Regions from separate parts of the Homo sapiens genome. Here region 1 is linked to region 2. A link is a loop called in an ENCODE intact Hi-C map of the cell type or tissue named here. Cell type or tissue: Caco-2. All regions are shown on one strand. Each heading gives the region's core, and the rest is flanking DNA. Links, peaks and the distances in the headings are about the cores only. Region 1 overlaps ARB2A (ARB2 cotranscriptional regulator A). Region 2 overlaps ARB2A (ARB2 cotranscriptional regulator A).

Region 1 (2,807 bases), core at 153-2,652, 200 kb after region 2:
ACTAATCCTAGAATTTCACAATTAAAACCAACTGTTAAATACTTTAATTTAATTTTATATACTATTGCTCAATTTTGCTTCTTGAGTTTTACTGGTTTATTTTAGTTTTATGGCTGATAAACTTATGTGAATATTGTTTGTCTGTACTTCTCCACTGAAAAAAATGCTTAAAGTTATTGTACTCTAAAACCACTAGATACTGTACCATTTATTTATCTTATAGTAGAATCACATATTACCTTTTTTTTTTTTTTTTTTTGAGACAGCGTCTCACTCTGTCGCCCAGGCTGGAGTGCAGTGGCATGATCTTGACTCACTGCAACCTCTGCCTCATGGGTTCAAGCGATTCTCTTTAAGCCTCAGCCTCCTGAGTAGCTGGGACCACAGGTGCGCACCACCAAGCCTGGCTAATTTTTGTATTTTTCGTAGAGACGGGGTTTCACCGTGTTGGTCAGGCTGGTCTCGAACTCCTGACCTTGTGATCCACCCACCTCAGCCTCCCAAAGTGCTGGGATTACAGGCGTGAGCCACCCCTCCCAGCCCATGTATCACATTCTTATCTTTAAGTGTGGAATTTACTTTGTTTACTTTTTATTTTTACCTTAATACTTTATTAGATATTATCTGAGCAAAGAGCCTTCCTCAAATTAAAAAAGACCCAAAATAGTATTTTTTGTTTTTCAAAATAATACTCTTTGAAAAAGTATTTATGTTACTTTCAAGCCTAATGCCATGTTCTACACATAGTAGCAATTCAGAAACTACTTGATTAATTGATTTATGGATTCCTGAAAGAGTTGTCCATATTAGTTTGATTTTTTTAATCACTAAGTATATGTCATCAGCTACCTAGCATTCATTGAAGTAATCACATTATGCCTTTGTCAATATTTCTATTATCACTTGAATGGTTTCTTTCTGTTAGAGCCAATTAGTGTATCTAAACAACATTTATTGAATATAGAAAAATGTTTGTGCTAATATTTACTTTTTTCCCAAACTAGTTTTGTTGTTTTCAAGTACTCCATAGGCACCAAAAAGTACAAGTAAAGAATTATATGCATGTCATTAAAACTATTACTACTGGCATAATCTACTATGTGACATTTAACCGGCTTCTTCTGTTTAACCTAGTAATAATCATGTGATTAAACTATCCTAATCACCCATCAATAGGGACATAGTTTAATCCATGTGCTTACAGTCTAACTGTTAAAGAACATTGTCCTAATCTCTTAAGTAACTTTATAGATATTTCTAAAGTTGATCGGGAGACTCCTGTTCCCCTCTTATGTCCTTCACTTTTTGCCACTGTTTTCAAATGCAAACTAAAAGCAAAAAATCTTGTTCTGCCTATAATAGCCACTTTTAAATTCAACTCAGGAAAATGACTACATAATCAAAATTTTTTTTAAGCCTAAACCCTTGCTGCTTTTTTCTTCCATTAATATATAGGGAAACTTGATCACCAGAACGAAAAAGAACTTTTACAGACAAGGGTTTCCTATTTTAGTGATCTTATTTTAGGATCTTCTTAGAAGACCACCTGAAACACATCATGCATACTGCTCTAAGCTGTCATTTTAGCAATGTGACAGAGTTTGTAGGTAGATGAGCTGCTCTTTAGCTAATGGATACCAAATGTTTCTAATTTCACCTTTTAAAATATATCTGACCCCTAGGGGTGACATATGGTCATTACAGAGTTAATGCCAGAAGTGCCATCTATATATATGTGCTATGGAATCATGATTTTTGTCACTTGAGAATTCAAAAGCAGCAGCAAATCATTATAATTAAAATTAGGAACTATTTACCATAAGCTAAAACTAATAAACATTATGTAGCATGTTATATTGGTCAATGGTGTGAGCTCTAGAGTCCAACTAGACTCTGATCCCATTTCTACCATTTATTTACTGTGTTAACAGCTGTAAGATAAGGATATGAACAATATCTGTCTGCAGGGTTTTAGGAATGATTAAGTGAGATGATACATGTGAAGTGCTTTATGTACATGTCACATGGTAAGCAATCAGTAAGTGCTAGCTATTGTTATTATTTACAAATTTTTATTCTTGAGCCATGTATTAAACTTTCTAACGGCTGTGCAGATTATATAATTTCTCACTGGCTTTCAGACCTGCCTTAAGCCAATCATATCATTTTTTGTGTATGTATGTTGTTAAAATTACTTGAGAATAGTTCCCATATTGACTCAGAAGAAAGGTGACCAAATGAATATCTTTTACTTAGCAATTTGGTTGATTTCGAGCTTTCTTACTGTACATAACATGGACAATTGGTCGTTTTCACTCTGTATGTCACTAAAGAGGTTTATCACTGCTAAGAGCTGCCACTACCCAAAATTAAGTTAAGCCTCAGAAAAGTGAGAAGGAAGGTTGAGAATGAAAGAGAATAGGGGTAAGAGTACATCAAACAAAAGAAGATACAGAAAGAAAGGTGCATGTGAGGAGCAGGAGAGTACCATATGTGTATGTCACTTGTGCTATGGGTAATGGAAACAGTCATGCTTAAGGTTTGGCTCTGAGAATTGTTAAATAATTTACACAGACAAAACAAAACAAAACAAAACAAAAAGATAGTAAGGAAAATCCAGGAAGATCATGCATAAAAGACAATGATGAAGAAAATAAAAGTATCTAAAAGAACATACTTCAGTTGAAAGAATATACTCAGATTATAAGAAATCGTATGTCTCATTTTGGACATACTAGTATTCATCTTATGATGAGAATCCTTAAAATTGTCAGGGGTAGGAGATGGGTGTTCATCTTTGGAGGACA
Region 2 (2,807 bases), core at 167-2,666:
GCTCAGTAACCCTGTGTTGAGTTCCCAGCTTCCTCCTCCTTCAGCCCAGGGTCTGCGTCCTTTCTCTGTTCACTCTCAATGCCTTCCTCCCAAAGATTTGCTTGAAGTTTACTGGTGATCTTGATGGTCTGTTCTCTCGATGGGAGAAGCTCTTCCTCCCTCCTTTTAGCTGGCCATCGTGGCTCTTCTTTCTCTGTATATTTATTTAATCATCGTCTAGATTGATAATGGACCAAGCTTTGCTTTGCTTAGAAGTTAAAGAGGTGCTAACAAGACTAAGACTGTGGATTTGGGCCCTTGTAAGGCCCTTTAATGGCTCTTTATAGGGATGATTATAACCACCAGTGTAACTACTAGCTACTTGGGATATAGCTAGTATTCCTATTCCCTGCCAATCTTATTGCCATCATATGTAATCAAGTATAAGAAAACAGTAGAAAAGATACTTGTAGCTCAGGAGACACACTATTTGTATTAAAAAAGAACAGTTCAGAGTAAATATCCAAGTTAATGAAGGCATACAAGTGATACCCCTTTCCTCTACAAAGCATAGCTTAGTTTTATGTGCTTGTATAAAATGTGGAGCAAGCTACAATTGTGACCAAGAGTATAATCTAAGATGAGGCAAGTAAAAAATGTGAAAAGATTGATGGTTAGATTAGATGCTCTCTTGATTTGAATTACCCATTCTTCTTGATATCATCATTTTTGCCTGTACTATGGAAATGACTCTGGAATTAAGTAGTTTGGAATTTTGTTAATAATCTTGATCCATTTGGTTTAATACACTCTGCTGTAATTGGAATACTTTGATTAAATGGTCATATCTGAGAATTGATGGGAAGAAAGGTCAGATCAGGCTGGTAGAGGATGTTGGGATAGAAAAGAAAGGATTTCTTTCAGTAGGGATTGGCTGAACGGGGATAAGACTCTGGTCTCAGAAGAGATGGAGAGCGGGAGAGATAAATGAGCAGGGAAAGGCCTAAGGTCTAGATAAGGGAAAAAAAACAGATTCTCAGTTATTCGAATCAGTAATAGATGTATACCTAGTGATAAGGCAATCTAGACTTCATATTTGAGGATATTAACCTTCTGGTTGGGTGTCTACTACGAAGGTAAGACTTTAGTATAATGTTTTGTATTATGATAGATGGAAGTATGTATAGGATACTATGGGAGTGTTGTAAAGCTTTTCCTGGAGTTGGAGAAAATTATCCCTAAGTTGAGAACTTAAGGATGGATCATTTAAAATAAAGCAGAAAGACATTCTAGATAGAAGAAATAGCTATTAGCAGTCTAATGTTTGTAAAAACTAAAAGGAATTTGCAATTAGTAGAGGAAAAAATTTGATTGTAGTGAGAGATGGAGTTGAAGAAGGAAATAGGAGCCATGTCATGGCTATCTGTGTGTGCATAAGCGGTGGGCAGAGAAGGCTTGTATAGTTTGCTGAGGAGCTTGGACTTGCCTCTGTAAGCAGTAGGAACTATTGAATGGTTACTCTTATCTCGATTTAGTAAAAAACATAATCTTGCCCAAACAGAAGTCTGGCCTTTGCCCTCACTTTACGGATGATAATGCCTTGGGCCACACTAATGGTATGATTGAGGATCAGGGCTGGCTGTGTCTATTACAGTCTTTGGGTGGGGGCTGCCCATGCCAGAAATACTAACTATGTGACTTAGGGTGGGGCTTTTGGTCAAGTGATATCAGTTAACCTGGAGGCTGACCTCAACCATGTGGGCAGTCAATTAGTCATTCATGCCTAAGTAACAGAGTCCCAAGAAAAACTCTGAACACTCTGTCTTCTGTGAGCCTTCCTAGTTGGCCATACTCTGTGTGTATTGTTAAACAGAAAGCAGGAGAATGACGTGATCATGACGTCATGGGGAGAGGACAATGGCAGTTCCATGTTTGGTACCCTCCTAGTCTCTGTCTTATGTGCACCTTTTCTTTGCTCCTGTTAATCTATATCCTTTCCCTGTAATAAACTGTAACTGGGAATATAATAGCTTTCAGTGAGTTCTGTGAGTCTTTCCAGCAAATTATGGAAACTGAGAATGGTTTTGGGAATCCTCTGAACTTACAATGGTGTGAGAAGTGGGGTAGTTTCTTTTGTGGACTGTTCTGTCTGTCTCTCTAGGTGCAAAAAACCCTTTGCATCATCTTTCTCTGCTTCTTTCTTTCTCTAATTTGGGACAAAATTGGCTTTTCTATTTGAAAGCAGGGATAAACATACCACATTGTTGAAGTAATGCATCTTCTAAGATGAGAGGATATTGGGGAAAATATCAAGACTATTATAATACGAATGTCCCTAAACATATTACAGTCCCCTGATACTTTCCTTTCTAATTGCTATTGACTGAATTATGTCCCTCCAATTTGTATGTTGAAACCCTAACCCCAATATGATTGCATTTGGAGTAAGCAAGTAATTAAGGTTAAATGAGGTCATAGGATGGGACCTTGGTCCCATAGGATTAGTGTCTTCGTAAGAAGAGACACCAGAGAGGCCATTCTCCTGGTCACTTTCTCTTTACCATGTAAGGACATGGTGAGAAAGCAAAAATCTGCAAACCAGGAAAAGAGCGCTTATCAGAAACCAACCAACCCTGCTGGACCTTGATGTAGGACTTCTAGCCTCAAGAGCTGTGAGAAAATAAATTTATCTTGTTTAAGCAACCCAGTCTATGCAGTTTTGTTATGGCAGCCTGACTAGACTAATACAAATTGTAATACCATGAATTGGGATGTTGCTCTACCAAATACCTTAAAATGTACATGTGGCTTTGGAACTGGAAAATAGA

Evidence for each region. Hi-C counts contacts between places; a loop is a spot of excess contacts. Peaks named below come from ENCODE experiments on the same cell type or tissue, not always from the same donor. Only the 100,000 strongest peaks of a DNase experiment are listed, where the experiment ranks them.
Region 1: a loop joins it to region 2, with 4 times the contacts of the local background. A loop is called at or near these places in 2 of 110 quality-filtered maps.

The regions. Positions count from the first base shown.
Region 1 is chr5:93,898,066-93,900,872 of GRCh38, reverse strand. The region is part of intron 6 of ARB2A (ARB2 cotranscriptional regulator A); the gene reads left to right. Among named protein-coding and RNA genes, the nearest start is that of POU5F2, 160 kb to the right of the region's middle. In Caco-2, for the core only: a CTCF peak has its summit at 1,666; no DNase peak of the experiment used is centred there.
Region 2 is chr5:94,094,054-94,096,860 of GRCh38, reverse strand. All of the region lies in intron 1 of ARB2A (ARB2 cotranscriptional regulator A), which reads left to right. Among named protein-coding and RNA genes, the nearest start is that of ARB2A, 16 kb to the left of the region's middle. In Caco-2, for the core only: no CTCF peak of the experiment used is centred there; a DNase peak (open chromatin) is centred at 1,640.